Regions from separate parts of the Mus musculus genome. Here all the other regions are linked to region 6. Evidence: chromatin loops called from intact Hi-C (ENCODE). Cell type or tissue: left cerebral cortex. All regions are shown on one strand. Links, peaks and the distances in the headings refer to the core of each region. The heading gives the core; the rest is flanking DNA.

What was found. Peaks named below come from ENCODE experiments on the same cell type or tissue, not always from the same donor. Only the 100,000 strongest peaks of a DNase experiment are listed, where the experiment ranks them.
Region 1: it touches region 6 in a loop (2.9-fold over the local background); 6 of 42 quality-filtered maps call a loop at or near these places.
Region 2: it touches region 6 in a loop (3-fold over the local background); 2 of 42 quality-filtered maps call a loop at or near these places.
Region 3: a loop joins it to region 6, with 3 times the contacts of the local background. A loop is called at or near these places in 11 of 42 quality-filtered maps.
Region 4: it touches region 6 in a loop (8-fold over the local background); 15 of 42 quality-filtered maps call a loop at or near these places.
Region 5: a loop joins it to region 6, with 6 times the contacts of the local background. A loop is called at or near these places in 5 of 42 quality-filtered maps.
Region 7: it touches region 6 in a loop (2.5-fold over the local background); 3 of 42 quality-filtered maps call a loop at or near these places.

The regions. Positions count from the first base shown.
Region 1 is chr8:45,019,845-45,024,276 of GRCm38, forward strand. Fat1 (FAT atypical cadherin 1) reads left to right here. Exons shown (of 26, transcript NM_001081286.2): 9 at 2,960-4,432. Among named protein-coding and RNA genes, the nearest start is that of AY512931, 43 kb to the right of the region's middle. In left cerebral cortex, for the core only: no CTCF peak of the experiment used is centred there; DNase peaks (open chromatin) are centred at 2,235 and 2,594; H3K4me3 peaks cover 281 bases; H3K27ac peaks cover 770 bases.
Region 2 is chr8:44,200,662-44,205,093 of GRCm38, forward strand. No RefSeq gene overlaps it. Among named protein-coding and RNA genes, the nearest start is that of Gm45488, 500 kb to the left of the region's middle. In left cerebral cortex, for the core only: no CTCF peak of the experiment used is centred there; DNase peaks (open chromatin) are centred at 1,757 and 2,961.
Region 3 is chr8:44,997,108-45,001,539 of GRCm38, forward strand. All of the region lies in intron 2 of Fat1 (FAT atypical cadherin 1), which reads left to right. Among named protein-coding and RNA genes, the nearest start is that of Fat1, 49 kb to the left of the region's middle. In left cerebral cortex, for the core only: a CTCF peak has its summit at 1,937 (motif pointing left); a DNase peak (open chromatin) is centred at 1,743; H3K4me3 peaks cover 719 bases; H3K27ac peaks cover 808 bases.
Region 4 is chr8:44,983,746-44,988,177 of GRCm38, forward strand. All of the region lies in intron 1 of Fat1 (FAT atypical cadherin 1), which reads left to right. Among named protein-coding and RNA genes, the nearest start is that of Fat1, 36 kb to the left of the region's middle. In left cerebral cortex, for the core only: a CTCF peak has its summit at 2,094 (motif pointing left); a DNase peak (open chromatin) is centred at 2,086.
Region 5 is chr8:44,024,382-44,028,813 of GRCm38, forward strand. No RefSeq gene overlaps it. Among named protein-coding and RNA genes, the nearest start is that of Gm45488, 320 kb to the left of the region's middle. In left cerebral cortex, for the core only: a CTCF peak has its summit at 1,766 (motif pointing left); a DNase peak (open chromatin) is centred at 1,751.
Region 6 is chr8:44,933,598-44,938,029 of GRCm38, forward strand. It overlaps a transcript of Fat1 not described here. Among named protein-coding and RNA genes, the nearest start is that of Fat1, 14 kb to the right of the region's middle. In left cerebral cortex, for the core only: CTCF peaks have their summits at 1,350, 2,352 and 3,702; DNase peaks (open chromatin) are centred at 1,355, 1,588, 2,347 and 3,663; H3K4me3 peaks cover 3,771 bases; H3K27ac peaks cover 1,741 bases.
Region 7 is chr8:44,370,921-44,375,352 of GRCm38, forward strand. No RefSeq gene overlaps it. Among named protein-coding and RNA genes, the nearest start is that of Gm30397, 390 kb to the right of the region's middle. In left cerebral cortex, for the core only: no CTCF peak of the experiment used is centred there; DNase peaks (open chromatin) are centred at 2,562 and 3,248.

The DNA.
Region 1 (4,432 bases), core at 308-4,307, 86 kb after region 6:
TAGTAACTGAATTACGCACAAGAGACTAAGTGCTGTACTCTGGGTGGTGTCGGCTTGTCAGAGAAGCAGATTAGAGCATTACTTTCCTACTGTTGTCAGCCCTGGAGATGTATAACACTCGGTGAATCTACGGATTAGAGTTGGCTTTGTCCCTCAGGTTTACAGTATAATTGCCACTGACACGTGGGAGAGGTTTCCACACTGTCAGCAAGTCCTTACTGAACACGCACGGGCCATGTGTCAGACATAGGAAGAGATGGGGTCCCACTACATGTCTCTTTTCTGTGCTATCTAGTAAATAGTCACGACTTAAGGGCAACATTGACTTGTTAGTCCAGATAACTCCCCCGTTGAAATGCAAGACTATAATTTAAAGTTATACCACTTCAGCAAGCATAAATGTCAACCCCACCCTGGTACAAAGTTCGCCCACTACCTTATTCCCATTCTCAGGGGGCAAACCTGTTATTTCAGGGCTGAGAAAAACGTACCTGTTGCCAGTCGCTCACTTTCCGCAGTCGGCAGTCTGGGCTGCCTTCTGTACGGCTGAAGCTTTGTGCCCGATACGTACCTGTGTGAGGTCCAAATACCAAATCACTCTGGGCTCCTGTTTTTACCATTTTTATGTCAGCAACGGGCTCAGGGTCCTGTTAATTCAATGCTAGGATACCGCAGATGATGATATTGTTGAACTTCACATTGTGTATGCATAGTAAGAATGTTATCCATACTATAGAGAGGATTCAGGAGCTGGGTATGATGGCATACGCCTTTAAGCATAGCCCTTGGGAGGCTGAGGCCGGAGGATGGTGAGTAGGAGTCCCGCCTGCGATACATAGTGTTTTCGTGTTGAGTCTCAGCTATACAGAAACAAGAGAGAAAGCAAAAATAAATAAATAGGAGGAAAGAGAACACGTGTATAATAAAAAATAAACGTAGCCACACCGGATAGGGAAGGAAGGAGGAGTCTTCAGGCAGGGGCATTCTGGTGAACGAAAAATGAAAGAGTAAATGGGTGACTAGAGAGATTCTGAGAATAGCCAGGGAAGGCTGCGTTAGGGGAGAACAGGGTGGAATATGGGGTCCCTGGCATGAGAGGAGAGGAGAGCAGAGAGGATGTTGATCTGACCGGGGCTGAGAACACTAGTGCATCTCTTGAACACTGTCTTGCAACACTAAACATGTTGATTCACTTCTACATTTGAGGCCTAGGATGTATGAACTTTTACGAGCAAATAAGATTTCCCTGTGGAAAAATAAGATAAACACGTGTAGAAGAATGGATATGAATGTTGCCAAATGGGCTGCTTTCCAAAACAGGCCTCAGAAAGCTAGGGGGCTTGGGAGAGATAGAGTCACTTGCCAGAAAGGTGAGCAGGTGTCACCTCCTACCCAGCCAGTCAAGTTTGGAAGGTGAGAGTAATGGGCAGGTGGACAAAGAGAAGCATCTGAGGTTTGGTGATTGCCTGAGGCACAAGGATAACCTAGAATCGAGATTCTCCCAAATGCAGACAGGCCGGAAATTAGCGTCTGCGCAGCCTGGCAGAGGCCTGGGCCAAGGCTCAGCCCAGACCTTCAGGGTCTGGAGAAGCCCGGGGCCTCCTCCCTGTTTCAAACCCAGGCACTGCCTTGGGGCTTGGACACAGAGCCAGGCCAACCTAATGAAAACCAGACTATGTCTGGCCTCAGGAAAAAAAAATGTCATGGATTTTTGGAAAATGTATTTAATGAAGGAAATGAATTTGGTAGAGGAAATGCTTACTCTTAATGGGGAGAGAGAGGGGCTTGCTAATCCTTGGCTTGACAGATGACACTAAGTAGTTTGCTGGTAGTAAAACCCAGCAAGAGGAGTGTGAGAAAAGTTTAGTGGCAGGTGACCCGAGCTGGGCCACCAAGTGTTCATCAGGGAAGAACGGATCCCGTTCTGGGAGTGATGTATAGATGTTTGTTTATAAGACAGAAAAGGGATAGCGAGGATCAGCGAAGGGGTAGACCCCAGAGACCCCCCACGGTGCCCATGCTCCATCCAGAACATGGAGAGTACGTACTGGTCTCTTAGGAACTCCCAACCCTGTGGGGTTTTGAGGCATTGGGGGAAATATTGAATCTGCGTGGGCGAGCCTGGGAAGGTCCGAGGAGATGCCAGCAAAGCCCATCTGTCGTAGCGGTTTGCTTCTCGGCTGCATCAGTGCGGTTGATGTTTGGAAGCAAAAACAGCTCCTTGTTGCCGAGGGAGGCCGTTGTGCGTGGCGTACGCTGTTTTTGTCTCTTGGCTGCTATCATCTACGTGGAAGCAACGCTTCCTCCTTTCCAAGTGCTGTTGACAGCCGAGCTCTGCCAGATGTCCCCCTGGAAGCAAAATCTCTCCTCCTTGAGAGTCACCAACTACATGATCAAGTCAGCTTGGCAAAGGTTAAGAAGGGAAGATTGTGGACATCTTGAAAACTCCTGAAGGGCGGTGGGCTACAGAAAACGGTTTCTCGGTCCCCTAACTTCTTACAAGAAGAAGCCCTCTGAAACCCCAGCGTAAAATTTCTTAGTGAATTAAGCATTTCCCTTGTAAAGTGGTGAGTGCTGATAAAATTGATGCATCCAGCAGAGAGTTTCAGCATTCTGTTGGAAAATCCTTCACTGAATTGCTATTTTGAGAGGAGAGCCATGTGTCTCTACAACACATTTTTCACTTGAGCAGAGAGAGGATTTTGGCGTTAGTCACAAAACAATATATTTTTTTCTGTTCTTTGCTTTTCATATTTGACAGCCAAAATTCTGAACGGTTTAAATGGGTTAAAAAAAAATGAAATAAATTGAATGTCTCATTCAACTGTTGATATCCCCTTCGTTTCTATTTAAATTCAGGGTGTAAGTTTTAAATATCTGTTTCTCTGCTATTTCTGTTGTCCTTGGCTCTTTTCTAATAGGTTTCTTTCTCTGACTCTTTTTTTTCTTGCCCTTCCAGGAAACATTGGAAATTCTTTTACAATTGACCCCATCTTGGGCTCTATAAAAACTGCCAGAGAATTGGACCGAAGTCACCAAGTAGATTATGATTTAATGGTAAAAGCTACAGACAAAGGCGATCCACCTATGAGCGAGATGACCTCCGTGCGTATCGCTGTCACTGTTGCTGACAATGCCTCTCCCAAGTTCACATCCAAAGAGTACTCTGCGGAGATTAGTGAAGCCATCAGGATTGGAAGTTTTGTTGGGATGGTCTCTGCACACAGCCAGTCATCAGTGATGTATGAAATAAGAGACGGAAACATGGGCGACGCATTTAACATTAACCCGCATTCCGGAAGCATCATCACTCAGAGAGCCTTGGATTTTGAAACACTGCCCATGTATTCATTGACAGTGCAAGGGACCAACATGGCCGGTTTGTCCACCAACACAACGGTGGTGGTGCACGTGCGGGATGAGAACGACAACCCGCCCGTTTTCACGCAGGCAGAATATTCAGGATTCATCAGCGAGTCAGCCTCCGTCAACAGTGTGGTGCTGACAGACAGGAACGTTCCGCTGGTGATTCGAGCGACGGATGCTGACAGGGAATCCAATGCTCTGCTCGTCTATCAAATCGTTGAGCCGTCCGTGCACAACTATTTTGCTATTGACCCCACCACCGGCGCCATCCGTACAGTGCTGAGTCTGGACTATGAAGAAACACATGCTTTTCACTTCACCGTCCAAGTGCACGACATGGGGACTCCTCGTCTGTTCGCCGAGTACGCAGCGAATGTGACTGTGCACGTGATCGACATCAACGACTGCCCCCCTGTCTTCTCTAAGTCACTGTACGAAGTGTCTCTTCTCCTGCCGACATACAGAGGCGTGAACGTCATCACGGTGAACGCCACAGACGCTGACTCCAAGGCATTCTCCCAGGTCATGTACTCCATCACTGAAGGCAACATTGGGGAGAAGTTCTCAATGGACCACAAGACTGGCACCATCGCAATACAGAACACGACTCAGCTACGAAGCCGCTATGAGCTGACCGTCCGCGCCTCCGACGGCAGGTTCACAAGCATGGCCTCCGTGAAAATCAACGTAAAGGAGAGCAGAGAGAGTCCCCTCAAGTTTACCCAAGACGCCTACTCCGCAGTTGTGAAAGAGAACTCCACGGAAGCCAGAACGTTAGCTGTCATCACTGCGATAGGGAACCCACTCAATGAGCCTTTGTTTTACCGCATCCTCAACCCAGACCGCAGATTTAAAATCAGCCACACGTCGGGCGTGTTGTCCACCACCGGGATACCGTTTGACCGTGAGCAACAGGAGACGTTTGACGTGGTGGTAGAGGTGACTAAGGAACACGAGCCGTCAGCGGTGGCCCACGTCGTGGTGAAAGTCACCGTCGAAGACCAGAATGATAATGCTCCAGTGTTTGTTAACCTTCCCTACTACGCTGTGGTGAAGGTGGATGCTG
Region 2 (4,432 bases), core at 119-4,118, 730 kb before region 6:
TGGCATATGCTTAAGTGACATAACTCCATTATTAAAAAAAAAAAGCATGTGCATGCATGCATGTGTACATGTGTGTATGTGCGTGTGTGTGCGTGTGTGTATGTGGTCACCACAGCAAGTGGGAAGAGGTCAGAGGACAAGTTTCAGGACCCACAGATTGAACTCAGGCCATCAGTATTTTACCCTGAGCAAGTGTTTTGCCTACTGAGCCATCTCTGGCCCCCCACTCTTGCTCTATGGCTCATTCAGTTATTGTGGTAGGAAGTGAGAGACATTCAACTGAAACTTGCTTTTAAAGAAAAGGGACTTCAATCATTTGTAAGAATGATGAGTCTTAAGATGGAACAATTATCACATTATAGCTGTTACAGTGGCTTTAAGTCACCACATACAGAGGGGTAAAAGTAAGGAGAGAAAGTCACCGAGTCATCTCCCCAGAGAAGTATTTTACCCTTGCATTTTAGTGTTATTGTGAAATGCTGAATGATAAGAACTGTGTTTTTCTCTTCAACATTTCCTTTCTTGATATAAACTTTTATTAATAATGTAAACCATCTCCGTAGTTTTATATTTCCAAACATAAAACACATAAAATAAGTAATATTCAGAGAAGTGGAGTTTCCATCTTGTCTCACAGATTTTATTCTTTCTCTCTCTCTCTCTCTCTCTGTAGTTACTGACCAATTTTTAAGATTAACTGCTACTATATACTAAGTTGTGTATACATATATTTGTATGCATAACTGCATATGTGTGTGTGTGTGGTGAACATATATTCATATAAAACAACTATATTGGACATTGTACAATGTTAATTTATATGGCTAGACTATTTTCATTTAACTTATTTTACTTTATTAAGTATTATAGTGGTAACATAAATATATTTCTTCATCCTTCCCCCACAAATACATGAAATAAGGAGTACTGTATTCAGTTCTACACAGTGTTTGTTATAAATTCTTTAGTGTTTGTTTTTGAGACAAGATCTCTCTGTGGTCTTAGCTGTGCTTGACCTAACAGATATCTACCTGTGTCCAGCCCCAGCCTGCTAGGATTGGAAGTATGTACTACCATACATAGATAAATTATCTTTTCTATATTTTCTACTATGCCATTTCTAGTCAATACTATCAGAATATAAAGCAGCATGGAGAGTTTTTTTCCCCCTATCATCAGAATACTGTTGGTATCTGCTCAAGAAAAATGATTGTTTTTCCAGAATGACCTTGCTTATGGGCATAGTGATTCGACAACTTCTGAGCTTGATTAATAATCACAATGAAATGTTTAACTTCACAGTTCTTGTTTATCATATACAATTATCCATTGTTCCCTAAGCATGACATTTATCTCTCTTACCTGGAATGGCTTGCTCCCGTGTATTAAAGGTAACTTAGTACTTTGCTTAAGATCTCCTCCAAGTAAGCTAATGTGATCTGCCCTTTCAGGGATGTCGCTGCATGATTTTCCTTGATACTATTAGCTTATTGTGTGCAGGTTAACCATAGCCATTGCTCCAAGATATTAAACTTCCACTGCCTTCTTCTCAGATCCAAGTTCCTCTAGGACAAGACAGCCATTCTATTTTAAAACCTTTAACTCTTAACAGTCTACTTTCCAACCTGGTAGATGTTTGTACCATTGCTGTGGGTTCAGCTGGCAAATTGTGTCTCTTCTATCTTCTCCCCTACTCAACATGATGTGCAAATGCGGAGGAGATGTGAGATAAGATATTTTCAGGAAAATGTGTAGCTATGTACATGACTTACCACCAGTGCCCCGTGGTTGCTATAATTGTTCACTTATATAAAATGGAAGTGAAATGGAGCAGAGGAGCTACAACAATAACAGCACTTTTTTTTTTCAGAGATAGTGAGGTTTTTTTTAAATCTTCTTTTCTTAGCCTGCAGTTAAGTATTCTTTCTAGGTCACTGGGCCATGCATTCAGAAGCATTTTCATTCCTTGAATTGAAAAATGAATGTGGGACTTTTCCTTTTTTGTTTATAAGAATAAAGATTATTTCCTTAAAAAGCTCCCCTGAGACTATAGAATCCTGACTATGCTTTCAAACATTAAAAAAAAGTAAGAAAACAAATTAGATTCTTACTGAAGTGAAATTCCTGTATACTTTAATAAGAGTTTTTTAATTATTTAAAAAGAATTTTTATCACTACATTCATAAAAGTAGTATTAAATTTCTCTACTTTGAAATTAACTTCAATATAAACATACTCTATAGAAAAATATGATACTTTATGAGATAATTTAATGGTGAAAGTGAATTACATGCTTTTTTCACAAAAGAGTTGAAGGAAAATAATTTCCTGAAAATACAGATAGCAATTTTGCCCAAAGAACCCATATTTTATTCTGCACTATATTCAATAAATTTCTTATGTTAGAAAATTAACCAAAATAAGTGTTCTTGGTTTTTAGAAAAAGGCAGTTTATGTAATTTGATATTATCTTTATTTTATTGATAATAAAACATCTTCATTTTTACATTGAATTAAGAATTAATGTCAGAATATTTTCTTTCAACATTCTATTTTGAGATAGCCTCTGGATGCAAATTATGATTCATTTACTGGAATTTCCCAAAGAAAGATGGCATGCCATCATAATGATATTAGCAGCACACTTATTTTGCAATTAATAGATAATGGTATTGTGAAAGATAGTGTTATTTGTCAACTTAACAAAATCTAGAATCATTTGGGTGATAGGTCTCTAGAATGCCTGGGGAGGATTATTCTAATTGTGTTTTAATTGATAGGGGAAGACACATCTTTACTAATGTTGGAAATATTCCTTGGGTTGAAACATACTGAACTAACTAAAATAAGAAGAGGAGCTAAGCACCGGCTCGCCTCCACCTGTCTCCTTTTGCTGCTTCACTGTGGGTGTGTGTGGATAACTCCCTGCTGTTCTGCCTTTCCTGCCATGACACACTATAAACTGGAACTGTGGACCAGCATTAGCCCCTTCTCCTTTAAGTTGCTTTTGACAGAGTATGTCATCACAACAACAAGCTAAGAAGCTAAGCAGGAAACCCATGTAGCTTGCTGTATGTGCTGTTTCTGTAGGTTGCTGTTTTCTGGGCCCTTCTCAAGTTTCATTTATATCCTGTGGTGCCTACCTTCTTATTTACTCTTCCATATCTACTCAGTACTGCAAGCTTTCTTCCCCAAAGAGTCTAACTAACATATGATAAATATGAGTTCCTCTTCTCTGACATCCTGGCTTGTGTGATCAGTGAGCAGCATGGAAGGAGATCAAGGTGAAAGTGGAGTGGAATCAAACTTTTATTCTTCTGGCATTCTCCTGCCATGACCTGATTGTCAATTCAAGAAAGCCTATGACACATCACAAGTGCTTCCCTACAGACAAAGGTCTCTTCAAAGTTGGGCAACAATGACTTCCCTGCTTAGTCCTGGAAACAACTCTTGAGTTATCAACTCTAACCTATTGTACCAGCTCTTTACAAATTATTTTCAAACAGTTTTCACCTTTGGAAACAGTCATCTATAAAGATCTCTTAAAACAACCAATTTGAATGAGCCATCTGTTTCCAAAAAGGACCTTAACTAAGACATGCACTTTTCTACACATTGTCCATAAACACCATCACACGGTCCTTTAATTTTTATGGATATTTATTAGTGTTCACTCATATGGCATCTGAATAGACATCTCATAATGCATTTGCTGTGGCCTCTACTGCAACTGAAAATGAGAGCTAGTCCTGCAAAATAAAGTATTTCTGCATTCACTTTGTAGTCTATAAACTTTATTCAGATGCACGGCGTCTCACTCTGAGTCACATTTCTCATCTTTAGAACACAATCATAATTAGCTTGTCTCTGTTTGCCCTACCTAACACATCTTATAAACTACAAATTGGAACGTAAGAGCCTAAAAGCACACTAACAGCAAGATTAAATGACAGATGACAGCCCAACAACACAAAAGGTGACAGAAAATATAAATAGAAGACATAAGCCTTAAAAAACACAGCCGTCTAGAGCAAAAGTAAAAATAAACATTTGCAGACACCTTGATAGGCTTTGGGGCATCGTTATCTCCCATCCAGATGATAAACTCACGTGTGCATTAGTGATCCCCAGGTGCATATATTATGCCTCTGTATTCAGGAAGGCACAACATGTATCATGAAAAATCTTGTAAGTGATAATTGAATTTTGGTTAAAAACTATTTGTAGCTTGGTGAAGCAGTATTTAATTTTCTGAGGGATGGTATACATTTTTTTAACTGGAATTTTATATGAATTCCACATGAAAAGTGAAAAGTACTTAACTGTTTACATTTATTCTTTTATTTATTTTCTCTGTCCACTCCTGATTTAAATGTTCATTGTTTCAATACATCTGATATTATTCTTTCCAGCTGTTCAGCTTCTCAAAATT
Region 3 (4,432 bases), core at 244-4,243, 63 kb after region 6:
ATACAAGTTGAGCAACAGTTCCCTGACACTGATGTGTTATACGTAACAATGGAAATACTTCACGTATTGATTTTTTTTTCTTTTTTCTTGAAATGGGGCAGCAGCTATTTAAATTATTAAACTCTGAAATAAAAGACCCAACTTTTCCCATTCTGTAAACAAGAGTGCATATAGACAGACTGAGTGTTGCCTTTCCAGGCGCTTAAATTACAACACTTAGAATATGCGTTATTAAGCATGTTTTTTGAGATTTAACAAGTTCCTGGTAGATGTTTAGAAGTGGGTAGCAATACTAATTAGTTCTTTTCCCCTTTAAGAAATAAATCATTTCTCACTGGAAGATAAAAGATGCCTAAATTTGATATTTTCGCCCTTGTACTGCTGGTATATCTTATTACAAACAGCCAGAGCTGCAGTGCCAGCTCCCCTGGTTGGCTCTTGGTTCTTGGAAGGTTCCTCCCTCCCCTGTTTTTTTTCGTAACCTTGTCTGGGACTGAGTTGTTCATACTCAAAAGGACTACATTATACATTTGTTGTGCTTTTAGGAGAACACCAATATACAAGGGCCTCTGATTTCCTTGCTTACATGTAGAATAGAGTATTTCATAAAGAGCTATCTGTGTCGGGTATATAAGGGATGGTGTGACTGTTCAGTAGAAGATTACAAACAGATTTAGTGGAAATAGAATATTTACATTTAGTAATCGACAAACCGAGCGTTCTTTAATCACTGCAGAATACTGCAGTGGGTAGTAGATATACTGGGCACCTAATCGCATTCTAGCTGCATGCTCCTTTAGTAAGTGAGTCTTGTATTACTGAGTAATGAGGCAATAAGAAAATGGCATTTTATTGTGGCTGGAAAGGAGACCTAACACAGTTCAATAGGAAGTAGTTACAGCCGCAAACAACTTCCGAGGGTTTCCGGTGTAACATTTGATAGCTCTAGAAAGGAAGGAACTGAAAGGCCACTCACGCCACAATGGCAGGGATTCATTAACAACAACAACAGAAAGTCACCTTCGTGTATTTTAAGGGCTATAGACTTTTTTAAAATCTATTTCTCATTACTAGTTTTTATTTTATGGTGAAATGTATTACCTCTAAAGTCTTAAAAGTCAGGTTTTATCTCCTGCCTTATCTGGTGCATTTTTCCCCCCATCAAATCTGTTTTCGTGGGATCCTTAGGGTCAGTTGGATCAAGGAGAATTCTGCGATTCTAGGTCACTGAACGTCAGTGACTAAAGTACATGTAAGATTTTGCACTTAAGATGCTTTCGTTGAAGTTTGCCGATGTTAACCTTAGATATTAACCTTACAGTTGATTGAGTGCTTTCCCTCCCTCCAGGCCTCCTTCCCTCCTACATAACTTATATAGAATACTAAAAACAATTAATTCACAGCAAAATTGATTTGCCTTCTGATCTTGTGTTCTGAAACCACTAATTTCCACCAGGAAACAGCTCGCAGAACAGATGTAAAAGCAGAAGAAAAGCGGGCGATACTGACCTCAGCCCCTCCTTGTGTGGCTTCAGAGTGACCGTCTGATTAATTTTATTAGTGTTTTCTGCGGACCTCTGAAAGTTCGAGTTAAGTGAATTCCGAGCTCCTTTCCAGCCCTGACAGGCTATGAATAGAATTCCATTTTTGGCTCCAAGCCTAATCCTGCCGGCACCAGTACTGCAGTGACAAACAATAGCTGCTCAGATGGCCACAGCTGCCAAAGATCTCCCAGCCAACTGCAGTTAGAACCGGTCTCAGAACACTACCTATAGGAAGACAGCGCACGCTGCCAAGGCTCTGAGAGCCTCCGACAGAAGCTCTAAGAGTAGATGCACAATGACAGCTATAGGAGAGTTGATGGGGAGAGCTGAACCTTTGCCTCCGCCTATGACGCCCTCCAAGTCTCCAGCATGGGAAAAGGGAGACGTGTTGTCCTGCCCCCTGATGGTCTGAGCTAAGCAAGACTCTGACTTTTTCATTGTTGGTTCTGATCTTGCCCTGTTGCTTGGTTCTCTTCCTGGCTCCAGTCCTCAAGGGCCAGGACCTTTCTGTACCCAGTTATTGTATCCATGACAGAGCCAAGCACAGCGCTGGCTGTGGGAATGCTACTCACTCCCTGCTTGCTTTCCAGTTCACTGGTAAAGGGTTTAAAAACTCAGCCAGTTGGAATGGTTCTGCTTTCCCCAGGCCCCCTTTAGCATCCGTTGCTTGCCTGTCTCTCCACCTTACCCACACCCACACACACCCACCCCCCTCCTCTGTGATCTTCCCAGCTGCTACAGATGTCTTTGGTCCGAGGCCATTTTTTATTTCATTAGAGCTGTTTCAAATATACAGGCTAAAGTGTTCATGGAGAAGATGCTCATGCAGTCACATGGTACACATGGTATTTCTTATTGTCTCCTATATTGATGCCTCAGAGTACTTTTTTGGTTTTTCGAGACAGGGTTTCTCTGTGTAGCCTTGGCTGTCCTGGAACTAACTCTGTAGACCAGGCTGGCCTCGAACTCAGAAATCTGCCTGTCTCTGCCTCCCAAGTGCTGGGATTAAAGGCATGCGCCACCACTGCCGGTAGAGTATTTTTAATATGTCATCTTAAAACATAATGATTTATTTCCCCTATGACTGTAGCTTCTGAGTTCCTGAGGCAGTACAACTGACGATGTGTATTTTAATGTTGTTATGTTATGGAGACGTGAAGAGACTTGTTTAGCAGCTAGAACACTGTCTTTAACTACTGCTATTTTATTCTGATAGTTGACATTATTTTTGAGGTTAAAAAAAATGGTATCAGTGTGTAAGAGGAACAGAGAGATAGCTAAGATGAAAAAGATAGGTTTGAGAATGCAGGGAGAGTGAGTGTTTTCTGACTAGAGAGGATACATTGTCCTGTTAGTTTTGGAGCTACTGTCTTGATTAATCTCACTGATGTCACTGTGCCCTGCCTGTTTCGGTGTTTTTGTTTGTTTGTTTGTTTTGTTTTTGTTTTTTTTTTTTTTAGGTGAACCCCTGAGGGCATACATTTCTACTCAGGTGGCAGAAATGCACACTGTAGAACATGGTATATGAGGGAGTCACACTGTATAACATGGTAAATGAGAAATGCACAGTGTAGAACATGGTATATGAGGGAGTCAAGGGACTCCCTGGGATTAAAGGCGTGTACCACCCCTGCCTGGGCGGGAATTTTAAACACTCTCCACTTCTAGGAAATATGGTTTGTGTAGTGGGACTCTAATTTAGAATAAAATTCATTCCATTTCCAGTTGCTTTAACTTATTAGAAGAAGTTGTCTCCCACTTGCCACTGTGGTGGTTTAAAATGAAAACGAAAATGTGGGACTGGAGAGATGGCTTAGAGGTTAAGAAGTTGTGAATTCAATTCCCAGCAACCACGTAGTGACTCACAACTATCTATGTATAATGTGATCTGACATCTTTCCTAGTGTGCATGAAGACAGCATACTTATATAAAATATAAATATAAAATATATATATATATATATATATACACATATATATCTATAAGTCTTATTTATGTTTGTCAATGGCTGCATAGTTCAGGCTTTAGAAATCTGTATTGGGGGCTGGAGAGATGGCTCCAGAGGACCTGAGTTCAATTCCCAGCAACCACCTGATGGCTCACAAGCATCTATAGTGGGATCTGATGCTCTCTTCTGGTGTGTCTGAAGACAGCTACTGTATACTCATATAAATAACAAATAAATAAATCTTAAGAAAGAAGGAAGGAAGGAAAGAGAAAGAAATACTGTATTGGATTCTTTTCCATCTAAAATTTCCACCCAGTAAATTGTTCTCCTATATCTTTTGCTTTGAGTTTTAACGTATTTTTAAGGCTATAAAGTTTCAAGTAAAAGATTTGTTAAGAACTGAAGATCCCTTCCTTGAGAATTCTAGTATAGGAAAGGAAACACCTTCCTTGCCCCGTCTCAGTCTCTTCCCTGACCAGTTCCTCCTTTCTCTTTTGACAAATTGCTTTGTAAATATTTCCATATACATTTTGTATAGGAAGTTAGCATTCATACCCAAGGCTCACAATAACGTTTGCCTCTTAGTTCTGGTAGCTCTTTGTCTAAAGGTTGCTCAACCACTTTACTGACTGCCCCTAGGGCTTATCTTATTTTGATTTTCCTTAATGTTTCTGATTCCTAGAATGCTTAGCCTGGCACCAAAGGAAGCACCCAATTATTGTGCTAAAAAGGAAGCAGGGGGTGGTGGGTCACACCTGTAAAGCCAGGATTCTGGAGGCCTAGGCAAAAGGAACCCAAGATCTGGGGCAGCTAGGGATATCCAGTCTCCCCAAACAAAACTGAAAGCAGCCGCTAACTCTACCACCAAAAAACAAAACAAAACAAAACAAAAGGTGCTGCTTTTCCCTGTGGCCAGCTCAGCTTTTTCTTTTTGACCTG
Region 4 (4,432 bases), core at 318-4,317, 50 kb after region 6:
TCGGCTCTGCTGGGATTTTATCTGTGGCTGATTATGTTCTTAAATACAAAGTGGTTTCTCTGTAGGACTGTGCGTGGCCCCTAAGACATGGTTTTCGATTATGTGTTCACTTGCATTTCTTCTGTTATTTGACATGTGGTCACACTGGAGCCGAGGCTGGCACTGAACTCCGTCCGAGGCAGTTTCTTACTTAAGCCTCAGAGCCTTGAGATTACAAGCAGGAGGCAGCGCTTCCAGCTGACTGTCAGTACTTATAAAGTGTTTGGTATTTTCTGTAGTCATCTGACTTCAGAAAATTACAATTTTAGGTACTTATATGTACATGTAAATATTCATGGAGCATTCTGGTTTTCAAAAGTACTAGAATTTAGTTTTTCATTGTTTCTGTACAAAGTAAAACCATTACATTTCAGTCTTTACATTTTCCCATCTTATATATTAATCATCTCTATATATTATATATTGTATATAATATATATTAAGTTATATATATATGTATATATTATATAATGTCCATACAGACATCTATGTGATCATATATTATATATAATATACTATGTTTTATATATATGTGTATATATGTGATCGATCACACAGTTCTAAAAGAATTCAAGGGTTTCTTATTAGATAATGTTGCATGTAAAATTGGTGGTTATTTTAAAGATGAGTCAGATTTAAAATTTTCACTCCTTTAAAAGCCTCAAAGGCTATGACATTTATCAGTATGACTGTTGATCATGGTATTCTGATGGTGTGAGACAGAATAACGCTTCTATCAAGTTAGGTTACTTGTCCCAGGTGTTAGGTATCTATAATAGAAAGACACTAAACTGCAACATTTGGAGATAAGGGTTGGGTGACTTAATGCTGGCACCCAAATCCGAGGCTTGCTCCCTAGCAAGTGCCGTCTCGTGAAGTTGCATCCCCAGCCCCTCCCAGTTTTAAAGGAGGCTACTGTGCAGTTGTGTTCTGAACTTTATTTTTGAGTAGGAGTATCCAAAGATTCAGAAATAACAGTTTTATCAGAATCTCTGGCACTAGGTCCCACTAGCAACCATGGTCCGTTAACTAAAATTGGCAAACTTCAATAGGAGAGGTGTTCTGTGGGCATGGAAAGTTGAATCACTCACTTTTTGTTTTGTTTTGTTTTGGCAGTGTGGCAACGTCATTTTGCCTTACAAAAGTCCCTATGTTGGAATGGAGGCCACAGTGTCAGCTGTGAGGTAGATGCTGAGGGCAGACAGGATTTGAAGTGACAGTGAAACCAGCCTTAGTGGTAGCAAGACTGGAAAGCTTGATGGACCTGTAACTGTTTTCTTGAGCAATTGGTATGATGTGCCACAAGCCTAGAAAAACCAGGCCAGGGAAAAATGACACCAATACCGACTTGGTTAAATATCTGCTGAGTCTTTCTGGGACGAGGGTCTGCCACAGCTATGTTTTCTTTTTCATAATTAAATTTTTTTTCATATAGTATATCCTGATTATATTCTTTTTCTTACCCCCAGTTCCAAGATCCTACCTACTTCCTTACCCACCAAAAAACAAAACAAAACAAAACAAAACAACAACAACAAAAACCCAACCAAAAAACCTTAACAATATGACAAAAATACAAAAGACCCAGGGAGCCTTTTCTTGTGTTGGCCTCCTCTCCCAGCACAGGGTGTGCCTCGGGTCTGGTTGAGATACCTGGTGACACGCCCATCGAGAAAACTGACTTTCTCTTTGCCAGCAGGCAAAACTTGCAGGAGCCTTCTTGTTAGGGGCGGGACTTTTTATCTACTTCCTGTGTTCACTGCAGGGGTTTTGTTTGGTTTGAACCAGGCACAGGTCTTGTGTGTGCTACCTTAGTTTCTTGCTGTGTATCAGTATCTGGAAGACTCTTGTTTCCTCAGAGTCCCCTATCACCTCTGGCTCTTAGCATCTTTCTTCCTCCTCCTCCTCCATCCCTAAATCCCTAGGTATTTGATAAAAGATATCCCATTTATGGATGAGTGCTCTTTTAGAAGTCACGTGATCTCTCCCTTCAGCATAGTAGCAATTTCAACCGATGCATATTTAAAGTCAGTTTCCATAGTGACATCTGGTGGTGGCTTTGCAATCCCGTGAAGCACGTTAGGAATGATAAATAGTTTTAGCTAATGGTTTCAGATTTCCAGCCCTTTTTCAGGTTGTTCAGCTTATTAGCAGCCTTTTTTGGAAAAAATGTCTTCATTGTATTCTCAAGGTTAGAAAGTTGGGCACTCAGACTTCTGTAATACTTCATTAAAGAAAGGGAACAATTCCTGATTATAGCACACTGCTGGCAGCTCATAGTACAGGCATGTCTGGGCTGTCTTCTGTGCGCAGCATGGTTGTCATTGAAAGTCTCCCTGGTCATCCTGTGTGGCTCCCACATTCCTCACCAGATAAGCGTCCTGTGATTACCCTGTTCCTCCCCATTCTACTAGATTTTACTTCTGCATCTAACCAGAGGGAATTTTAGAAGGCTGGGTTGCCTCTTCCTCTTGACACCCTGGCCTTATCTGTCCTCTAATTGCATACTGTCACTGCTATCTAAAAGGTGAAAGAGAGCCAGGCATGGTTTGGTAAGGACCCATAATCCCAGCACCTGATACAGAGGCAGGAGATTCTGTCTCATAGCAACCATTCTGCTTTTGTTTAAAAAGCAAAGAAATGAAAGATAGAAAATTATAACTAGGAACAGACAGGTCTGGAGGGAAAACCGCAACAGGTTGTCGAAGTCGGGATAAGATTCATTTAAAGACTAGATTTTATTTTTCCCAGGAAGAACAAGTTTGTAACTTCTTATGCAAAAAAAAAAAAAAAGGAAAGAAAAAAAAGAAAAAAAAAAGTCATCACTGGTTATCAGCATTTGAAAGTTGACTCAGAGGCAAGAGAATTAAGAAGAGGAGTAGAATTTTAAGAATGAGTATGGTTGTCTCATTCACACCCCGTGATGGCTCGAAGGTGTCAGTTTTATTTGCCATTCTTTCCCTGGTGTTGGTGGTAGCTGTGTTGATTACAGGAATAAGGACTCAGAGTGACTCAAAGAATAAATATTATTTCTGGTCATACTTCTAGATGACTGGCATGTGGATTATTTTAGAGCTGAGGCTTTCTGTAAAGAATGGGCTGGACTCCTATCAACCCCTGCGGTCCATCCCTGTAACCTGACTTCCTGCCATAGGGAAGTGGCCTTCACGGTCCCTAGTCTTACTCTCTTAATTAATATTTAATACAACATTGTTCCCAACCTTTCCTTATACTCAGCTATTCTCCTGGCCATAGCTAGGAGTTCTTAGGAGGCATTCACATCAAGATGAACATGACTTTTGCCCTGTGCGTGGTTGATTGGACCGGAGAACCAGTTCTAAGCAGAAGGCTACATAGATGAGACGAGGAAAAAAAATGTAAAGGAAAGCCAATCACCGGTCGTCCATCACACCGTGCTTGCATTTCATGTCTTCTCCTTAAAGCTGTTGTATTTGAATGAATGTATAATCTTCACCTGAGTATTGATCTTTATCCTCCAATCATTGTGCTCAGAATAGACAGGACCAGGCTTTGTGCTGGCTCTGGGTTCCAAGGATCTGCCCTTTACTGGGAATGTTCCTCACGTCTGAGGTTTTCATCATGAAGTGGAAACAATAGCATCACTAGTCGAGGCGTGTCAGGAAAGGTGTCACGGTACAGCACGGGGCTACCACGATGTCTGGCATGGAGTGAATCCAGAGAAAATTGTGTATAGAATTGTCATTGCTTTATGAACATCAAGAGAATTATGATTAAGAAAAAGAAAGGAAGGAAGGAAAGAAGAAGGAAGGAAGGAAGGAAGGAAGGAAGGAAGGAAAGAAAGAAAGAAAGAAAGAAAGAAAGAAAGAAAGAAAGAAAAAGAAAGCAAGCAAGCAAGCAAGCAAGCAAGCAAGCAAGCAGCATGAAATATCTAACGGTTAGAAGTGAGAGGCAGGGGGCAGAACCACCATGTGTCTTGTCTACTTGAAATTTTCTAATAACACTTCACTTGTCCAATGGGTTTAATTGCATTTTAATGGAGTGGCAGCCCAGGAAATCGGGGAAAGGCCAGATTTGCTTAAGAGAGTTCACATTTCTACTTCTGATTACTTTGTTGGAGGATTCTGGAATTGAAGTTTTAATAGATGTCTGTAACTGGGTCTGTTTTCGGTGGGTATATGATTCCCCTCTTCCCAGTTCTCTCAGTAACAACGGCCCTGGTTTGGATCTCAGTGGAAGACTCTGTATCCTAACTCCAGCTTGGGCAGTTTATTCATGAAGTGCATAGTTGCTGTGTTTCGTATGAGGAACCAGAAACTCCAGGAGCAGCTAGGAAAGATACACCCTTGGAGTTCAACTGGGAGAATTTATATTTTTATAACATACTGGTTGTCTGTTTGCTTAAGATGGTTAA
Region 5 (4,432 bases), core at 214-4,213, 910 kb before region 6:
TTTTTTTTTTTCAGTTACGTTTGGTCACATAGAGCAAAATGATGCTGTGTAACAAGCACCCAGAAACAGGCTTTCAGCGTCATTCATGTCCCCTCTTACGTTTGCAAAGTGTAAGGTTCTAGAAAAGACATAGAAGGTCTCATTTTCATTGAGCAAACTCGCATGCGCAAACTGGGCACAGGATGCCTATCTGGGTACGCCTGTGCTTCGTGTATCTTTGACTTTGCTGTTGGCATGAAAGGTCCGGTTCTGACAGAAATATGTGACCCCAAGCAGAAATAGTTTACAGCTCTAGAAGCTAGCTCACTGTCAGGCTCACCGTGCTAAAACCAGTCATATCACTGAGATCAAGGTCGCTTATTGTGAAATGAATTGCATTCGCATGGTTAAGAGGGATGCAGAGAACCCGAGTTGCAGTCTGCCTGTGCAGTGCAGCAGGAAGTGCCTAGTACGATTCAGTAAGGAGACGGCGCCAACCATGGCTAACCCACTGCGTTTAAGACAATCTAGCGTTCCCTCAGCCATTCAAAGCCTTTGATGGGCGTTTGTTTTATTTTCATGTCAATATTGAATACGTATAACAGCAACCGGATTTATCACAGGCTACCCCTCAACTTAAGCAAGAACAAGGTACATGTGGTGAAGAGGTGCTAAGTAAACATGCTATTAGAGAGAACATCAGCCCATACTGTGGAAGAAAGTTCAGTGTACATGTTATTGGATAGAAGTTCAGTACGCATGCTATTGGGTATATTCAGTGTATATGCTTAATGGGGTTCCTGCTTGTATGCTGCAACTGGACATAAAATTATCAATGTGTGTTTTATGCCCTGGTTGCTATAATACCTTCTTCACGATAATAATACCATAAGCCTCTCTGGCTACTATTTCTAACTGGATCTGAAAAAGCTCATCAAAGAGCATTTCCTTTACTGTCAACACTCTTCCATTTCCATCCTGTTTTGAAATCATAATTAAAAAAAATAGAATGCAATCAAGATTTGAGATTAGAAGGCAAATGGATAAGGTTTGTTGTTTGTTTTCCTTGATGGGGCTTTATGGGGAAGAAAAAGCTCAGAGGTGTGGCAAAGGAGAAGAAGGTCTCAAGTCACGTCTCATTTTTGCTTGTACTTCATTTCACATCTCATGGTTAGCCCATACCACATTCAATTTGAGGGCGCTTCTTCAGATCCTGCCATGCAGGCTTCCAGAATAAACACCTCTGAAAAGTTTAACTGCATGACCTCTGCAGATAGTCCAGATTGCTTTATCTCAGCTCTGCACTCTACCTGATAGAATAAACTGTTGTGATATGGAATGAAACACATTACCTACTTCACTGTACGCTTTATCTTTTTGTGGATTTTTTTTCCCTAACAAGAGAAACAAAGCTGTACCTAGCAACCAACAAAATAAGCAGTTTTTAGGGTTGACTACTGCAGTTTCAATTTTGAAAAGAGAATTTTAAACTATGGCAATGTTTAAAAGACTGAAATAGCTTCCATGTCAGCCAAACAGTTTTCTATTTAATTTTCTTTGAAGTGGTGAGAGATGGGTGCTAAGGTGATTTTTAATTATAAAATGAGGTAATAGAATGACTGACCTACTTAGCAGAATTCTCTCCAATTAGTTGAATTTTTAAAATTTTTAGCATGTAATTTTGACAGATAGTAGCACTGGCTACCAGGGTTTGAATACCAAACATCTGTCACCATCTGCAACGCTAATCCCAGGAGGATCTGCCGCCCTCTTCTGGTGTCTGGGGGAACTACATGCACACAGTTGCACAGGCATATTTATACGTAAAACACTGATACACTTAAACTTATAAATGAATTAAAATAAAACCCCTCAAACATGCTTGCATTCAAAATATACTTATGCCTTGCTCATCCACACAAATGACAGTGTTTCTTGCTTAAATTTAGGGTGACCTGTGTTTATTTCATTAGGGAAAAAAAGTCATAAAAATAATGCTGAAAGTAAGTCAGGGAATATATTTCATTCAATGTCACAACAGTTTATTCTATCAGCTAGAGTACAAAGCTGAGATAAAGATTATCTAGACTGTGTGCAGATGCCATGCAGTTAAACTTTTCAGAGATGTTTATTCTGGAAGCATGCGCAGTAGAATCTGAACAAGTACCCTCAAATTGAATGTGTTACGGGCGAAACACAAGATCAGAAATAAAGTGCAAACAAAAATGAGATGGGATTTGAGACCCTATGTGCTTTTTCTTCTCCATAAACCCCATTAAGGAAACAAAACAAAAACAAAGCTAAACAATACAACAACAACAACAACAACAATAATAATAATCCCTACCACTTGTCTTCTAATCTCAAAATCTTGATTTTATTTTATTTTTATTATGCTTTCAAAAAGAGTTGGCAAGGGGAAAATAGTATTGATAACAAATGAAAATATTCTTTGATAAGGTTTTGTTTTTAATATTAGTCTGTTAGGAACAGTAGGCAGGTTTATTGTAGTGTTACAGTGAAGAAGCTGACATATCTACTGAAATATAAAACACACACGGCTGTCCAGATTTGAATTGTCTCTTGCAATTGGCAGAGGACTTTTCTTTTCTTCTCTTTTTCTTTTATTATTTGCGAATGCTTTATTAGAGACTTTTGGTAGTAGAATTTTCTTTAATTTCTCTCTACTTCATGGGAGCGACTATTTCATCACTTAGCAGATGTACTGAAGAGGCTAACCCTGCCTTTGGTTTTTGAACTCCACTCGTTTCATTTATGTATTTATTTATTTGGCCCACAAATTCCATCAACGTATGTTGCTTCTGCACTTCTTATTGCTACCAAATGTATCCAAATTCCAGCTCTGCTACCAACACCGCAGGCAGGATTGACTTCAGCTGGTGACTAGGTGACATGTTCCGTCTTCCCAGCTAAAGTGGGAGTGACATAGAAAGTAGGTTGCTCAATTCTTCACTTCTCAGCCCTAGATCCCAAGCCCTTTTCTTCCTCATATTTGCTTTATGCCCAACTGTATTTGCTGACAGGGTCTGGGGGAAGAATTCATCATTAATGTCATCTGTAGCATTTTCTATTTCAAGTGATTATTTTTTGGTTTTGTTTGTTCATTTGTTTGTTTGGTTGGTTCATTCTTTGTTGTTGTTGTTTGCTTCTTTGTTTGTTTGTTTGATTTGGTACACAGCACTTGGCAGTGCTTTCGTTGCATGCTCCTAAAGCCAGCATCCTGTAACAACTAATGACAGTGTGCTTGCAAAAGTATGAAGCATTGCATCAAAGCAACGTTCGGAGTAGCCCACAAAACCAGATTATTCAAGACTTCTTGTTCTGTTCCCACTTCCAATCCAGGGAAGATCCTAAATCTTCTTCCTTGAAAATAGATGAATCCCTCCCCTACTCTGAAGGCTGAAAAGTTTCCAGCTGATCCTCAAAGCACAATATTTCATCTGCTGGAGTGTTTTCCCCCTAATGGCTCAGTGAAACTGGAGAATAATTACCTTTTCAGTTAACGTTAAACTGATGGCATTGTTAAACAAGAAGCTGGAAGCAAAGCTGTGTCACGCTGGAGTGCTTTGGCCGCTTTGCAACTCACCTTTGAAACATCAGAGTTCCCTGGTCATTCCAAATACAGCATGAAGAACTCAAGTTCATGATGGGGGTGGCACAGGGTCTCTTGTCTATAGGGGTAGACGTTCACCAACTGCAGAGGCCTGGCTTTCCTGTCACTTTTGTAACCACAGACTTTTGTAAAAGGCTCAACTTTCCAGATGATATGTAGTTTTAAATAGGCTAATGTTAATAGCACTTAATGTTTTAACTTTTTTTCTCTGATTGGTTAAAAACTTGGAAGCAATTCAGGCTTTTCCTACACCTATGGAAATGACTTAAGCCAGGAAGGGAATCTTTCTAGCAGGAACCCAAGTACCTCTATGTGCTATACTGATAATGAAGTAAACTACAGAGCAGTCAGTCCCCGCAGAGACCCAGGCATGATGATACATCGTTGTGCCTTCAAAGGCACATCACATCCTTATGAGCAAGTCTGTGTTGGGTACTAAGGACAAAGATTGAGCAAGTAGCACCTAAAGTAGCACTATGAAAATTCTATCACTCATTCTGTTTAACACACACTAGAAAGTCTTAAATTCAACTAAGCAGTTGAAAAGACAAAATGCATTTTATGTGCAATAAGGTATACGACAATTTCCTTTTTGAGAGGTTAGCAGACTGTGAGGCAGGGGTGGCTATTGCACCAGAAAGGGGGAAACAGTATATGGTGAGGACCAAAGTATGAGTTTCTACCAAAAAAGGCACATAGGAGATGAGCCATCTAGTGTCAGAAAGATTGATTCTAATTCCTAAATCTAGCATCATGAAGCAAGATTGAGGTCACAGATTTGGAAGTTCATGGCTGGCAAGATTAGAATGACAAATGAGA
Region 6 (4,432 bases), core at 313-4,312:
CAGCAGTGCCTCAGGAGAGTTTGCATCATTTTGAGCACTTGTGTATGTGGTCAATGTCTAACATCAAGTGTGGACCTAAAAGCAGGGCTGAGCATGCGCAGTTACCATAGTGAGGGATAGAAGTGACTAGGCACTGACAGGCTTGCTTGATGAAACAGTCTCTCGGATTCCCTCCTCCCCAGCTGCCCCTGGATGCTCAGTGGTCTCTAAGTTTATCCCTCCCCCCCCACCTCCCCACCCCCGCAGCCAGCCCACCTCCCTTATAAAAAATTTCAGATCGCAAAGGAAAATCAGGGGCCTGGGCGAACACGCGATAAGAAGTACCCTTTACATACATGCTAGACATTTTCTAAGATGGTCAGTAAAAAACATATCTGCACGAATGGATGCTATCCGTGTGGCAAACAGATGAGACCCAGGGAGGCTTGCTTGTAACGTACAAGTTTTACCTTTCACAACAGATATTGGTCCCATACTACCTCAGATGAGGGAGTTCACTGCAGCTTGGAGCAGTTCTCAAGTCTATGCACACACCCACAACATTCGGTCTCTTCCTCTTTTCTTACCGTTTGAGCCCCCTAGCTTTGTTTGCTCTTAACCTCTACACAGACCAATATATTTACGCAAACAGATGAAAACATGTTGATAGAACCTGCCTCCAGTCCCATCCCCTTCTCTCCTAGGTTCCTTCAAATCTAATAATAATCTTTTGGGGCAGTGTCAATTTACATAAATGGCTCCTTTATTTTCTCATGCTGTTCAGGAGATGCATTTTGGTATTTTAGTGGCATTAAAAAAATATCCCATAGTAGATATTTTCCCAGAGCCTGGACGCTTATATAAAAGCGACATGTCCATTTATAAATTAAGCTTCAACGGGGTTTGCATTTTTGTAAATTTATGTTGTTTCAAGGTGTAGGCAATTGATTTGTGTATTAGCCATTATCACTACAGATTACTTGTAAGACACGTTAAAAAAAACTAGCTCCGCCCCTGTCGCTTCCCCCTACCTCTCGAAATCTATGATTCAGACTAGGTCTAAAGACAGAGGAGCATTTGGAAAGGATTTGGAGATTAAAAATACGATTTTCAACACAAAGACCACAGCAGCGTTGGACAACGAGAACTATTTAAAATTTTAAATAGTTTAAAAATTTAAAACATCACATCTCCAGAAGTTGGAGGACGACAAAGTCCGAGTCGTCCAGTAAGCTTGCAGAGACTGATCGCGGTTCTGCCCTGCAAAAACCCGGGCGGGCGACACAGACTCGTTGCGAGGAGTTTCAGCTGCAGAAGAGGAAGAGCATCACCTGCAGTCCGAGGCGTGGGAAACGCTGCCGGACCCGGTATTTCCGAAGCCCGGGAGGCGAGCGCCACGGGGGGCCCTGGCTGGCTGATTCCGTGGTGAGTGCGAAGAAGCCAGCACTCGGCGGAGCCCCAAGACTCCGCGGGGAGGAAAGGGACGGACATTTCTTCCTGGGACGGCTGCGGCCACGGAGATCACTGCAACGGGGAAGCTGGAGGCAGCCTGGGCGTCCTTAGCTGCAACTGGCTGGGAGGCCGAATGAAGTCGGAGAACCCGGTCAGCTCCGGGGAGTCGGGGGCGAGGCGGGGCTCTGACGTCACCTCCCCTCCCCCCAGCCGCTCCTAGAGGGAGGAGTAGGGAAAAGAAGCAGAGAGATCCGCCGCAGTTGCCAGCCGTAACTCCTCAACTCGGCAGCTGGCTGCCTGGACATGTCCTGACAAACTTGGCTTCCCCTCGGCGCTCTCCCCAGACCTCGTGCGCTCTCTCTCCACCTCTTTTGGTGCTCAAACTTTCCCCGGGTCGAGAGCCACAGAGAAGGCGCCCACCTGAGTCCCGCCAGCACTGGAGGAGGATCGCGCTCTGCTTGGGGATATGCTGAAGATCCAAGGGAGGCAAAGTTGGTACTTCGAGCCCGGATCCTAACAAATATCCAAACGGCGTGGGAATTACCCAACTGCCGGGGACTAGAAGGGAGAGCACCGAGGACCGGGCTACTGTGGTGAGTTCTTTGTTCATTGCATGCCTGGTAGAATTGAAGTTTTAATTGTAAATGAAATAACGTGGGGGTGTTTCACAGTAAGCGAGTGGGGAAATCATGTGTATCCTACAAGGTCTGCGCTCAAGGAACTGGACTGCCCGCGGCCTTCACGGGGCGCGGGAATGAAAGGCAAGCATGCGCAGCTTTTGGAATTCACAAAATACACACAGAGCGCTGTTCAAAAGAACTTGAGAAGTGAAGCCGTTTGTGCATTATTTTCAGTGTAACTTGTTATAGAAATGGTGCCCTGGGAGGGCGCGTTGGGGACTGAGTGATCTGCAGTGGCGCAGCGCCCTCTAGTCCGAGCATTGGGCAAGGCGCGCTCCCAGCTCTCAGCTCAGTGTAGACCTCGAACTTGGACCTGCCGGGTACTCTTAACGACGTGGACCAGACAGAGCTTGATCGCTTCCACCCTAGCCTTCATTTACGCCGAACGACACTTAATGCATTTTAGAAAACCAGCTTGGGTGGACCGAGTGCAGAGGCAGTGCTGGAGGAGCGGGTTTTTTGGGGGAGGTTGGGGGGGAAAGTCCTTCCACCTAATTTCAATGAGGCTCTGGGGACAGGGTCAAAGAAGATCGACTATTTAAAGGATGTTCGCGGAACTTGAACTACACCTCTCTTCATGTGATTCTCTCGTAGCCAAAAAGGTATCTCTCCATTTCGTTCCGTTGGTGGCTAAAGGATTAGGAAGATGTGGCAACACAGGAGACTGCATTTTTGGCTTTCGGCAGTTCCTGTAGCGACCAAGTGCAACTTCTAGTAAGCCTGGATATTTAGGATTCTTAATTAGATATTTTAGTCCTAGTAAGCATTAATATATCAATGAATGTTTTTTTAACAAGAATTTTTTTGTACCATTTAGAAAATCCAGTGATGATTTAATGTTATTGAACGATGTGTATTTATACTTTTTATTGTTCTTTCCCTCTCCTAGCAGCGGTACCCTAGGCCCTCTTACATCCCCTCCCCCAACGGCTTGCTTGCGTGTGTGTGTGTGTGTGTGTGTGTGTCTATGTTTTGTTGAGCGTTAAAATTCCGGGGAGGGGAGGGGGGGATCGCAAACTGGTTGAGCTTGGAGATCAGGTCTCTCACTTTCGCAGCGTTCACTGACCGGTAACTCTGCGAGCACTTTGAGCAATTTGTAAGCCGGGGCCAGATGAGTCTTTGGGTTTTGCCTTTTCTGGGTGTTGTGAATATATGTGTTCTAAATACCGAGCGGGGAATTCAGAGGTACGAATCAGCACACTCATTCTGCAGGCACTACTTTTCCTTCCCAAGCGTAACCTGCTAGACACCATTATTATTATTTTTTCAGCCACCTCGCTTTAAGATGGCTTAAGAAGTGACGTTAACTTTGAGCCAAAGAAATACACTCTGGCCCCCGTCTGCGGTGCAATTCCCTCTGCAGCTGCCTCCACCCGCTCCTAGGGAAATCTGATCTCTTCGTCCTCGCAGCGTTAAAATGTTCGAGCCCCACAAACTTTCCGAGGTCAAGTCCTTCCTTTTCTCTGAGCTTCCTTTCCCAAAACGTGGCTGGCTTCGGCTGAGTCTCCTTTGCTCTTCAGCCGGTACCTGGAGCTCTGCAGGCGCCGGGGATAGACTTGCAGCACTAGGATGCGCTGGCTGGACGCTCGGGCGCCAGAGGGAGTTCTGCAAGTGGGGAGCCTGCTTGCTGGGGATCTCTCTTTCTCACCGGAGCTGCGGGGCCAGGCTCACAGAGCCTTGGGGCAGAATTAAACGCTGAGAATGCTCACAGGGAGGCTCAGCACCCTTTGTCCCGCAGACCCCGGGATTGAGAGGGTGCGGCGTGGGGGTCGTCTGTCTCGGAGACTGGCGTTGGGGCTCACCGCGGCGATCCGAGAGAGTCTGAGGTCCAAGTGAGTCTGAATTAACAGGTCGCGGGAAAACTTATGCATTTCTTCTGGCCTAATGTGGATTTCAGGAGGAAGTAAATTCCGACCTAACTGCATTCCTTTCCAGACCCTCTGTAGTTTTTCACCCCAGAGGCTGCAGCCTGGGAGAGAGGCATTCAAATGCGGATTCGGGGATTTCCTGGAGGTTGGGGGAAAAAAAAGTCTAAAGGAATGCTGGGGTTGGGGGCCGGGCGGGGCGTTGTTTCTTAGGTCCTAGGCGACTTCTCCTCACTTTCTGTCGGTTTTTTTTTTGGGGGGGGGGAGACCAAATGTTTCCCCTATCTTAGCAGGGAACATTCAGTGAAATTCCTCCCAGCAGCAGCAGCAGCTCGATATTCTAACACAGTCCCCAAACTGTCCCTCTCCGTCTGGCAAGCTCCTCGAAAGGCGCTCGCCTCGCTCTGGGTCGGACGCCTGTCTGGGTAGCCCCCGGGGCGGGCAGGCGGGCGGGCG
Region 7 (4,432 bases), core at 317-4,316, 560 kb before region 6:
CTCCTAAAGGAACAGAGTAATAAAATTACTCCTAATGACATGGTGTTATATCTGTAGTCCTTCACATTGCTCAGTCCTCATTAGAGAAACCATAGAGTAGGCAGTAATTAACACAGAGACCCACAAAGGCGACATGTGCAGACCATGAGAGACTTTGGAGCACTCGGTACTAAATGGAATGTCTTTCCCAAACTCTCTGCTCAATAGACTTGTGAAGAAAAGTGGGCGGGAATATTACAAGAGTCAGAGATGGTAGATGACTCCAAAGAAAAGGTATTTTCCAAACATAAGGGAACCAACTGTAACGTGTATATACTGACAGAGACTGTGACCGACACAAGACCTGTACAAGTTCAAATCAGACAAAACCACATCATGGAGAAGAAAGGGTTAATAAAAATCCCACCCCTTACCAAGACTCTGTCTGCAACTGACACCTACTGAAACACTGGAAGATGTGTGATATTATAAAATAGTAATAAAAATAAACTAGTCCAAAAGGATGTTTCAAGAATAATTGCTCACAAGGTAGGCTAATGCTGGGAACAGACTCTGTGAGTCTCCCTCAATAGAAAACTTTTGAGGTGAATTTTAATAGGTAGAAGTTCTCTAAGTTCTTAAATCATGTTAATCAAAGAAGTAAACTCAGGAACATAGAATATATATCACTCTATGGGCCACATGATCAACTAGGGAAAATGGTTCCTCAGAAGGGAATGTGATAGCATGCTAGTTCTTTTTTTTTTTTTAAAGGAACTAAAATAAGTAGAAACCAACACCAGAAATGCCCTTTGAGCAACACTAAGGAATTATACATTTCCTTGTAGATAACAGAAAGCTATTAAAAGTTTTAAAGGAAAATTGGAAAAATCGTTTTTATGTCTCACAAATAAAATTCAGAGAAGATTTATATGTCTGACCAAAGTTGCCCAGGAAATCTAGAAATTAATGAACACTTACTGGTTTGGTTTTCCAGCAATTACTTTGCTTTTTTAGTTAATAAACAAAACTTCCATTTTCTGGGAAATATACCTTTTAACATCGTGGCTGTAGACGGAGCCAGTATGTACTGTAAATATATGTGTCTGGCTATAAAAAGGTCTTTGAATCAAGTTATGTCAGTGCAGTAAACCGTGGTAGTATAAAAAAAAAAAAAAACTTTCCTTATCATTTAGTTTTTTTTTTTTTCTTTCTATAATTGGGACTAACAAATGAAAGCTCCTCTCTTTGGCTGGGTGAGAAACAACAATTACAAAAAGGCGATTTTACCTCAAACATAGGTGAGCTTAACGGATGACAATAACTTAAGAAAATCAGTGCAGCTCGGTGGGTAAAAGTATGTGCCCCACAGTCTGATGGCCACAGTTCAAATCCACATAATCCACAAAAGGGGCCAGATGTGCTCATCTGTATCTGTAATCCCAGAGTTTCTGTAAGGAGATGGCAGGTGGGTGTGGGAGGAGTATGTAGGGAGATTACTCTGATGCTGCCTGCCTCAAACAAAGTAGAAGGTAATAACTTATTCCCCAAAGCTGCTGACCCTACACTTGAAACACATACTCGATTGCATTTACACACTGCATTTATACACACTGGAAATAAACACATATCAAGAGCATAAAAACAGAAAAGGAAATTATCCAGAGAAAGAAAAACCTAGAGACGAAGAAATACCTGATGGCATTTCAAATTTCACTTCTAGTAATCTATAAGGACACACTCTCATCTTTTATGCAATTTGGTTACAAGAGATATTCATCTCCTCTTTGAGCTCAAGCTAATTAAACTTAGATTTCACTCACTTGTAGCAAAACAAAACAAAACAATTCTCAGGAGTAGAGTTAGCCAGTTTCAGCAGACAGGAGGAAAAACTTCCTGTCTTATTTGGTATATCTATTAAATATTAGCCATCAAATAGACATAGCTTTTGTAATGGAGTTTTTTTTTTTGGGGGGGGGGCTTGAGACAGGGTTTCTAAGTGTAACAGAGCCCTGGCTGTCCTAGACTAGCTTTGTAGAGAAGGCTGCCCACCAACCTCTGCCTCCCAAGTACTGAGCTTAAAGGTGTATGCCAGCATGCCTGGCGTGTAATAGAACCTTTAATCCCAGCACTCGGAAGGTGGATTTCTGTGAGTTCAAGGTCAGCCTGGTCTCCATAGTGATTTCCAGGACAGCCAGAGCTACATAGTAAGACCCTGCCTTAAAACATAAATAAATAAATATTATCATTTAAAAAAGTAAAACCCAAAGTTTTTGGTATCCCAGGAACTGAGGACATCAAAACAGTCTCCATGTACAGAAGGTAAGAAAACTTAAAGAGAAGAAAGTAATTATTCTCTTAGTGGATTTGTGTTATTTTCTGGCCACTAAATGATGATAGGGCCAAGAAGCACACTGACATTTGAAGCCATTTGTGAGTAGCAACATAGGGCACATACAGCAAAGCTCTAGCATATGTGCAGCAACTCTCCTTCCACACACTTGGCAACCACAGCCAGATGACTCTGGACCTGTTTCTCCAACCCTGGACTATTCCAAGAACTCTTCCTAAGCAATATCCTAGGAAATAACTGGCAGCTAAGTTGAATTTGTGTGGAAGATAAAATCTGCCTGCCAAGCCCGTGTTTGGATAGTATTTACTCAGAAAATTCTTCCATCTCCAGTTCTCTTTTATATAAAACTCCATCACAAGTTAAATATGGAAAAAAAGATATCTCCCTTTCTGTCTCTCTTTCTGTCTGATATGTCTGTCTGTCTGTCTGTCTGTCTGTCTGTCTGTCTCGCCCCCCCGCCCCCCCCCCACCCACACACACACCCTCTCTTTCTCTCAGTATGTACTCATGTATGTGTCCTGTGCAAAGAGACTGGAGATTGACACCTGCCTTGGGCAATCACTCACCAATTTATTTTTCTACAAAGGGTGTCTCAATAAACCCGGTGCTTGCAGACTCAGTCAAACAAGCTAACCATCAGTAGCAGCATCCTATCGCTTTTATCCTCCCATAATTAAGATTTCGGGCAAGCACTGCTCTGCCCAGATTTTCACATGGGCTCTGAGGAATCCGAACTCGGGCCTTCATGCTTGCTTAGCAAACCTCTTACCTAGTGATCTCTCTCCAGCCCCAGGAAGTTTTATTCATGTATGCCACACTATCGCTTTGAGCTACGAGTCACTTTGCTCCCTGTCTGTACAGTTTAATCCTTTACTGAAAACATTGGATAAGTGGATTTCCTTCCGATGATAAAGCATCCGAGGCAGCTGGGAGCAAATGGAACAGTTAGTTATTTTAGGAAGGCTTTTTCCCAGAGCCTTGGCAAGCACACCATGTGTTTGGGGATAATCCTCTTTTTTTCAGAAATCGCACTGCCTAGATTCAATTCAGTAGCCCCACTCTACACAGAGAACTTCAAAGAAATCCTGAGGAACTTCATTAAAGTATAATACATAAAGGTAAAGATGACAAAAAATTCATTTTCTAAATCAGTTCAGAAGGCTATAACATCTTATTTCTATCTTTCTCCACATTCCAGACCTAATACTAGAAGCTATACATAGTTTTTCTTTTATGTTAACAAATGAATTAATTGGCTATTTTGAAACTTTGTGCCTCTAAACCTTTGTAACAACTGTTACACACACACACACACACACACACACACACACACACACACACACACGCACGCACGCACACACACGCACACACACATACACAAACACACATGTTTATTACACACTAAGAAAATCATTAAATTAATTTAATTTAAAAAATGGACACTTACAATTATAGCAATGCCAAAAGTTAGAGTATATGGAGGCAAAACATTGACATTTTCTTCTTCCATCTTTCTTTCAATGATATTAAGAACAAGGGAGAGTGAGTTTTTATATGTTATCTTGCCTAGAAGCTAATAAGCTAGTTTGCTGAAGTTTCATGGATTCTGTTAAAAGTCATGAAACTCACAGGTCAGAGTTAAAGGACTACTGCTCAAGAAAGAGCGGCAGCTGGACTGCTAGTATCTTCTTGTAGTTCCACAACGCAATTCCCAAAGGATAACTCAAAGAGATAAATATTCAGGGACCCTTGCCTCTGCAGCAAGATACGGGTAAGGAATCTTGAACTTGGGAAGCTCAGATATTTTATGCTTGGCAGTAAGCTTGTCTGCCAGCTATTGCTCTAAAAGAGTGGTTCTCAACCTTCCTATTCATATTGTGGTGAACCCTAACCATAAAATTATTTTCATTGCTACTCCATAAATGTGATTTTTTTTTTACTGTTATGAATCGTAATGTAACTATCTGATATACAGGGTATCTGATATGAGACCCCCTGTGAAAGGGTCGTTTGACCTCCAACCGGTTGAAAATCACTGTTCCAAGGGAATAATAATTTATCTTATCACTATGATTTAAGCAAAAATTACCATTTGCTCTG